Linked DNA regions of Homo sapiens: region 1 is linked to region 2. A link is an interaction called in ENCODE POLR2A ChIA-PET data of the cell type or tissue named here. Cell type or tissue: GM12878. All regions are shown on one strand. Links, peaks and the distances in the headings refer to the core of each region. The heading gives the core; the rest is flanking DNA.

Region 1 (4,392 bases), core at 81-4,080, 170 kb after region 2:
AGTCCCAGTTACTCAGGAGGCTGAGTCAGGAGGATCCCTTGAGCCCAGGCAATCAAGGCTGCAGTGAGCTATGATTGTGCCACTGCACATCAGCGTGGGCAACAGAGTGAGACTCTGTCTCCAAAAAATAAAATGGGCGGGGCGTAGTGGGTCACGCCTGTAATCCCAGCACTTTGGGAGGCAGAGGAGGGCAGATCACTTGAGGTCAGGAGTTCAAGACCAGTCTGGCCAACATGGTGAAACCCTGTCTCTACTAAAAATACAAAAAAGGTAGCCACGCGTGGCGGCATGTGCCCGTAATCCCAGCTACTTGGGAAGCTGAGGCAGGGGAATTGCTTGAACCAGGGAGGTTGCAGTGAGCTGAGATCATGCCACTGTACTCCAGCCTGGGCAACTGAGCAAGACTCTGTCTCAAAAAAATAAAATAAAATAAAATAGGCCAGGCGCGGTGCTCACGCCTGTATTCCCAGCACTTTGGGAGGCCGAGGAGGGCAGATCACTTGAGGTCAGAAGTTTGAGACCAGCCTGGCCAACATGGGGAAACCCTGTCTCTACTAAAAGGCTGTGGTGGCATGTGCCTGTAATCCCAGCTACTAGGGAGGCTGTGGCAGAAGAATCAGTTGAACCCAGGAGGCAGAGGTTGCAGTGAGCCGAGATTGCACCACTGCACTCCAGCCTGGGTGACAAAGTGAGACTCCCTCTAAAAATAAAATAAAGAGATCTCATTAATCACCTGGTCTTCTTTTCTGGCTAATTTTTTTTATTATTATTAGTAGAGATGGGGGGTTTCGCCATGTTGGCCAGGCTGGTCTCGAACTCCTGACCTCAGGTGATCCGCCTGCCTTGGCCTCCCAAAGTGCTGGGATTACAAGTGTGAGTCACTGCACCCAGCCAATCACCTGGCCTTCTTCCCTTCAGGTTAGGAACTAGGCAGCTTTGGGATTCAGGCTGATGGGTGGAAACAATCCCAAAGTAGGATCACCTGAGGTCAAGAGGTCGAGACCAGCCTGGCCAACATGGTGAAACCTCGTCTCTACTAAAAATACAAAATTAGCCAGGCATGGTGGTGCACACCTATAGTCCCAGCTACTTGGGAGGCTGAGGCAGGAGAATCGCTTGAACCTGGGAGGCAGAGGTTTCAGTGAGCCAAGATCGCACCACCGCACTCCAGCCTGGGCAGCAAAGTGAGACTCTGTCTCAAAAAAAAAAAAAAAAAAAAAAAAAAAAAAAAAGCCCCTGCATTTCCAGGTGAATTCCCTGAAAGTTTCAAGTAGAAGTTGCAACCTTGGCCCAGAGCAGTGGCTCACGCCTGTAATCCCAACACTTTAAGAGACCGAGGCAGGAGTATTGCTTGAGCCCAGGAGTTCCAGACCAGCCTGGGCAACATAGTAAGACCCCATCCCTACAAAAAAAAAAAAAAAAAATCTAAAAATGAGGTGGGAGGATCACCTGAGCCTGAGAGGTTGAGTCTGCAATGAGCTGTGATAGTGCCACTGCACACCTGCCTGGGTGACAGCAGTGAGACCTTGTCTTAAAAAAAAAAAAAAAAAGTTGTGCTGGGCATGGTTACTCATGCCTGTAATCCCAACACTTTGGGAGGCTGAGGCGGGTGGATCACTTGAGGCCAGGAGTTTGTGACCAGACTGGTCAACATGGCAAAACCCCGTCTCTACAAACAAAACACAAAAATTAGTTGGGCATGGCCGGGCACGGTGGCTCACACCTGTAATCCCAGCACTTTGGGAGGCCGAGGCGGGCAAATCTCCTGAGGTCAGGAGTTCGAGACCAGCCTGGCCAACATGGTAAAACCCCTACTCTACTAAAAAAAAAAAAAATACAAAAAATACAAAAAATTAGCTGGTGTGGTGGTGGGCACTTGCAATCCCAGTTACTCGGGAGGCTGAGACAGGAGAATTGCTTGAACTCAGGAGGCAGAGTTTGCAGTGAGCCCTGATTGCTCCACTACACTCCAGCCTGGGCGTCACAGCAAGATTCTGTCTCAAAAAAATAAAATTTAAATTAAAAAAATAAAAGGAGGCTGGGTGTGGTGGCTCACGCCTGTAATCCCAGCACTTTGGGAGGCTGAGGCAGGTGGATCACAAGGTCAGGAGTTCAAGACTAGCCTGGCCAAGATGGTGAAACCCCGTCTCTACTAAAAAATATATATATACAAAAATTAGCCAGGCATGGTGGTGGGCGCCTGTAATCCTAGCTACTTGGGAGGCTGAGGCAGGGAATTGCTTGAACCCAGGAGATGGAAGTTGCAGTGAGCTGAGATCAGGTCACTGCACTCCAGGCTGGCGACAGAGAGATACTCTGTCTCAAAAAAAAAAAAAAAGGAAGTTGCAACCTTGGGCTAAACTGAGCTACAGATACGTTATTTAAAAGCATGAGCTAGGCCAGGCGCAGTGTCTCACGCCTGTAATCCCAGCACTTTGGGAGGCTGAGGCCAGCAGATCACAAGGTCAGGCGTTTGAGACCAGCCTGGCCAACATGATGAAACCCCATCTCTACTAAAAATACAAAAAAAAATTAGCCAGGCGTGGTGGCAGGCACCTGTAGTTCCAGCTACTCTGGAGGCTGAGGCAGGAGAATGGCGTGAACCCAGGAGGCGGAGCTTGCAGTGAGCCAAGACTCCACCACTGCACTCCAGCCTGGGCGACAGAGCGAGACTCCGTCTCAAAAAAAAAAAAAAAAAAAAAAAAAAAAAAAATTAGCCAGGCGTGGTGGCGGGCACCTGCAATCTCAGCTCCTTGGGAGGCTGAGGAAGAAGAATCGCTTGAACCTGGGAGGCGGAGGTTGCAGTGAGCCGAGATCGTGCCATTGCACTCCAACCTAGGCGACAGGGCGAGACTCCATCTCAAAAACAAAAAACAAAAACACATGAGTTAGTTCATGTGGTAGATTGTCTGCAGAGATGGCTGTCAACAGTTCCTCCCATTCCTGTATATACATGTCAGGCCTTTCACCAAGAGGTACAGTTTATTTCCTTATCCCTTGAATCTGGTCTAGACATGTATCTTGGTTTGACCAATGGAATGTAGAGGACATGATAATGTGTGACATCTAGGTCTAGGCCTTACAAAGCCTGACAGCTCCCATTTTCACTGTTTTGGGATCAAGCCACTCAAGAAAGAAGCTTAGGCTAGAGTCCATGAAAAGAGAGGCCCAGCCAACACCCCCAGCCTTCCAGCCACCCCAGCAGAGGCACTAGACTTATGAATGAAGCCATCTTGAGTGTTCTGACCTCTGTCAAGCTCCCAGCTGAATGAAGCCATGTGAGTGACCACAGCCAGTATTAAGTGGAGCAGAAGAACTAACTGCCCAGCTGAACCCAGCCAAAACGAAGTCATTAGAAATAATACATCATTGGCTGGACATGGTGCGTCATGCCTATAATCTCAGCCCTTTGGGAGGCATAGGTGAGCAGATCACTTGAGCCCAGGAGTTCAAGACCAGCCTGGGCAACATAGTGAGACCCCATCTCTTTTTTTTGTGTGAGATGGAGTCTTGCTCTGCTGCCCAGGCTACACTGATCTCAGCTCACTGGAACTTCCGCCTCCTGGGTTCAAGCAATTCTCCTGCCTCAGCCTCCCGAGTAGCTGGGATTACAGGTGCCCACCACCATGCCTGGCTAATTTTGTGTTTTTAGTAGAGACAGGGTCCACTATGTTGACCAGGCTGGTCTAGAACTCCTGACCTTAGGAGATCTACCCTCCTCGGCCTCCCAAAGTGCTGGGATTATAGGCGTGAGCCACTGCACCCAGCCCATCTCTATTTTTAAAAAATATATAATAGTAAAAAAACATAAATAATACATCATTGCTATTTTAGCCACTAATTAAGGGGATGTGTGATTTTTGTGTGTGTGTGTGTGTGATGGGAGTCTCGCTGTGTTGCCCAGGCTGGAGGGCAATGGCGCAATCTCCACTCACTGCAAGCTCCGCCTCCTGGGTTCACACCATTCTCCTGCCTCAGCCTCCTGAGTAGCTGGGACTACAGGCACCGGCCACCACCACGCCCGGCTAATTTTTTGTATTTTTAGTAGAGACGGGGTTTCACCGTGTTAGCCAGGATGGTCTCAATCTCCTGACCTCGTGATCCGCCCGCCTCAGCCTCCCAAAGTGCTGGGATTGCAGGCGTGAGCCACCGCGCCTGGCCTGGTGATTTGTGATTTTAAGGTGATTTGTTACTCAGCAATAGATAACTGAAACAGTCGACAACATTTAAAAACCTGAAACTGGCCCACATGGCATGTGCCTGCGAATCCCTTGAGCCCAGGGGTTCAGGTCTGCAGTGAGCTATGACTGCACCAGTGCACTCCAGCTCTGGTCAACAAAATGAGACCTTGTCTCTAAAAGAAATTTAAAAATAAAAAATAGGCTGGGCGCA
Region 2 (4,392 bases), core at 250-4,249:
CACCCCAGAAGGTCCTGGCTGTGAGAGAGAGCCCCCTTCTCCGAGAGGAGTTAGTTCTCCAAAGGCATAGCCTAATCCGCCATATCCATCCAAGCGCGCAGTTTGCTTCTGTTCTCAGGCTCTGGGCAGCTTTGGGACGGAAAGGGTTCCTTTCAGTGGGCTGTGCTGCCTGGAGGCAGCCAGGACCAGGTCTGGGCAGGTCTGGTAGGTGGCAAGGTAAGTGAAGAGGGGCCACTTTGCTCAGCGAGCTGAATAGCAAAGGCCTACACGGGATTGCCAGATTTACCAAACAACAATACAGGACTCCATTACATTTGAATTTCAGATAAACATTGAATTTTTTTTTAGGATGAGGAGGTTCTATGCAGTATTTGGGATATACTTATACTAAAAGAGTATTTGTTATCTTAAATCTAATTTTAACTAAGCTTTCTATATTTTATCTGGCAGCCCTAGGCCTGCCCCACTAGGGTCCCCAGTTGCCCCTCACAAGGACCATCCCCAGACACCCTTGCCCTAAAGCATAGAGACCCAGGACCTTGGCAACAGAAGGAAGTGGCCTTTTTTGGTGCATTCTAGAATTCCTGGCAGGCCTCCCCTCTCCCCAGCACCTGCCTCCATTCCTTCCGCACACATTTTTAGGTCTGGCACCAGAGATCCTATGGCAGAGTAAGCCCTGGGAGGATGCTAGGTGAGTTGCAGTGCATCCCACCTTACTTGTGTATCTGCAGCCCTTCACTAATCATGGCTGCAATGGCCTTTTCTTGGAGGAGTCAGAGAGATTGACTGTGGTACTTGGGCTTAAAGAATGCTTGGGAGAAAATGGAGATGGACGCAGGGACAGAAACGCATGCAAATACGTTCTGGGAATCCCAGTAACTTCTGTGGCTTGACCTGTGTTTGGATAAAGAGCGAGGACATGCCAGTGGCAAAGAGGCAAAGGCCAGTCACTTAAGGCTTTGGATCTTAGGCCAAGGCATCTGTACTTTACACTCAGCAGTAGAGAGCCATGGAAGAGGTGCTTTAAAATTGTTTATTTGGGTGTGGTGGCTCACACCTGTAATCTGAACACTTTGGGAGGCCAGGTGGGAGGATTACTTGAGCCCAGGAATTTCTGATCAGCCTGGGCAACATGGTGAAACCCCAACTCTACAAAAAATACAAAAATTAGCTGGGCATGGTGGCATGCACCAGTAGCCCCAGCTACTCAGGAGGCTGAGGCAGGAGGATCAATGGAGCCCGGGAGGTCAAGGCTGCAGTGAGTTATGATTATGCCAGTGCACACCAGTCTGGGTAACAGAGCAAGATCCTGTCTGAAAAAATTATTTATTTGTTGGTTAAAGTAAGTAAACAAGTAATACAATACGGAACAGCAGTGTTGTCAAAGTATGGCCTATGGACCCTGGAGGTCCCCAAGATACTTAGAGATCTGCAAGGTCAAAACTATGTTTATAGTAATACTCAGACATTCTATGCCCTTTTCATTCAAATGATGTGTTATCATTTGACTGACTGCTTGAGAGCAATGGCGAGTGAACGTGTCATTGCTTCAACACAAGTTAAGGCAGTAGTGCCTGAGAGGATCAAAATATGCCACTCCAAAATAAGCCACTTTGGCAGAAGAACTATTTTGAGTGGAATGCAACTGGGAATCAACAGTTGCAGGATGAGTTCTCTGCTTTCCTCTTAGCTGCAAAAAACAGGGCATAAATTTCCCTTTGTGAATACCAAGATGATTTTGCATAAACAGACCTTACTAAAATAACCTCTATCGTCCATTCGTTCCCCCATATATTTCCTAGCCACTTCCCCACAATTTGTCACCCTTGATGCCCAAACCCTCTTTCCTTTGTTAAAATGTTGTGTAAGTCCCCATGTCTAATGACTTCTTTGAGTTTCAGTTCTTTTCTGTGAACTCTCATGCAGGTAAATATTCATAAAAGTTGTGTGCCTTTTCTCCTGTTATTCTGTCCTTTGTCAGTTTAATTCACAGACCTCTAATCAATGAACCTGAGTGCAGACAAAACGTTTTTCCTCCCTGACACTGCAGCCTTGACATCCTGGGCTCAAGCGATCCTCCCACTTCAGCCTCCAATTAGCTGGAACTACAGGCACGTACCACCACATCGGCTATTTTTTTATTTTTTGTAGAGACGGTGTCTCAGTATGTTGCCCAGGCTAGCATTGTATTCTTCATTGCCATGTATTTGCAATTTAAAAACATTTCATTTATGAATGACCTTGATGGAACAGTAAAAAATACTTTTATTAACTCTCAATCTGTGAGCAGTATATATCTTTCTATGCTTGATATTTTGTGTGATGAAAGGAGGAGTATGTAGAAAGCACTTCTGCTGCTTACCAAAGGATGATGGGCTTCTCTAAGGAAAAGCGCTTGTGTGATTGTCTGAGTTGTCAGCCAAACTAGCTGCTTTTTTCATAGAACACCATTTTTACTTGAAAGACTGACAAACTATGGTTATTCCGACTGGTATTTAGCAGACATTTCTTAACAATAAATAAAGTGAAACTGTCACTCCATAAAAGCAACTGACAGCATTTGTTGCCAATGATAAAATTTGAGCTTTCAAGCAAAAGTTAGAATTTTGGAAAATGTGTATCCACCATTGTGAGCTTAACAAGCTTCTAAGTACTTAAACACTTTTTTTTTCCTTTCTTTTCTTTTTTTTTTTTTTGTGTGAGATGGAGTCTTGCTCTGTCACCCAGGCTGGAGTGCAATGACATAATCTCAGCTCACTGTAACCTCTGCCTCCTGGGTTCAAGCAATTCTCCTGCCTCAGCCTCCTGAGTAACTGGAATTACAGGCACACGCCACCACACCTGGCTAATTTTTGTATTTTTAGTAAAGATGGGGTTTCACCATGTTGGCCAGGCTGGTCTTGAACTCCTGACCTCAGGTGATGTACCCACCTCGGCCTCCCAAAGTGCTGGGATTACAGGCATGAGTCACCGTGCCCAGCCTTACTTAAACAATTTTCTTATGAGATTAGTAGTGATATTAACACACATGATTTTTCAATATTGTCTAACAAAATGTGTCAAAAATTGGATGATCTGCATAACTCTATCAGTACTTTCCAAATGACAAATGCATAATGTTACAGAACTACACTCACATAAAAGATTCACTTAAGGTACAAGACAGGGCTGAGTATAGTGGCTCATGCCTGTAATCCCAACACTTTGGCAGGTAGAGGTGGGAGGATCACTAGAGGCGAAGAGCTGGAGACCGGCCTGGGCAACATAGCAAGACCCCATCTTTATTTTAAAAAATAAAAAATTAGCCAGGTGTGGTGGCACACACCTATAGTTCCAGCTACTAAGGAGGCTGAGACAGGAGGATTGCTTGAGCTCAGGAGTCTGAGGTTGCAATGAGCTATGATCAAGCCACTGTACCCTAGCCTGGGTGACAGAGTGAAACCCTGTCTTAAAAAAAAAAGTGGGGGGACAAGAGAGAGCAATGGCTTTTGTTTTGTTTTGTTGTTTGAGACAGAGTCTTGCTCTGTCACCCAGGCTGACGTTCAGTGGCAAAATCTCGGTTCACTGCAACCTCTGCCTCCCGGGTTCAAGCAATTCTTGTGCCTCAGCTTCCCAAGTAGCTAGAATTAGAGATGTGCATCACCAAACCCAGCTAATTTTTGTATTTTTAGTAGAGGCGGGGTTTTGTCATGTTGGCCTGTCTAGTCTCAAACTCCTGGCCTCATGTAATACGTCTGGCCTCAGCCTCCCAAGGTGCTGGGATTACAGGCATGAGCCACGGCGCCCAGCCGGAACAATGAGTTTTAATGTAACAGTATGAATATGTCATTGCTATGGTTTCAGATTCTACATTGCTTTGAGAAACTGCTGCTTGTCCAGTCGATGTGCTATCAAAGAATACCCACAAAAGGCTATTTAAAGTCTCTTTTTTCTAACTACATATCTTACTGACATGAATTTTCTTCACATACTCCAACCAAAACAATGTATTCTGATAGATCGAATGCAGAAACAGATATGAGAATGAAGATTTTTCAATTAAGTCAGATATTAAAGAGATTTGCAAAAATGCAAAACAAAGTCATTTTTCTCACTAAATGTTTTTGTTTTGGAAAGGATAGTTACTTTTTACAAAACTGTCATTTATATTAACATATAATTGCTTTATTGTTGTTATTTCCTTTCTTTTTTTTTTTTTTGTTTTTGAGACAGGGTCTTACTCTGTTGCCCAGGCCGGGGTGCAGTGGCACAATCTCGGCTCACTGCAACCTCCGCATCCTGGGCTTAAGTGATTTTCCAGTCTCAGCCTCCTGTGTAGCTGGGACTACTGGCACACACCACCACCACACCTGACTAATTTTTTTGTGTGTATATATATATATAATTTTTTTT

Evidence for each region. Peaks named below come from ENCODE experiments on the same cell type or tissue, not always from the same donor. Only the 100,000 strongest peaks of a DNase experiment are listed, where the experiment ranks them.
Region 1: POLR2A ChIA-PET joins it to region 2 with 8 read pairs; 2 of 35 experiments call an interaction of 5 or more read pairs at or near these places.

Annotation. Positions count from the first base shown.
Region 1 is chr15:74,966,465-74,970,856 of GRCh38, reverse strand. No RefSeq gene overlaps it. Among named protein-coding and RNA genes, the nearest start is that of RPP25, 12 kb to the right of the region's middle. In GM12878, for the core only: no CTCF peak of the experiment used is centred there; no DNase peak of the experiment used is centred there.
Region 2 is chr15:75,133,781-75,138,172 of GRCh38, reverse strand. All of the region lies in intron 1 of LOC124903530 (a long non-coding RNA gene), which reads right to left. Among named protein-coding and RNA genes, the nearest start is that of C15orf39, 66 kb to the left of the region's middle. In GM12878, for the core only: no CTCF peak of the experiment used is centred there; a DNase peak (open chromatin) is centred at 1,902; H3K27ac peaks cover 2,172 bases.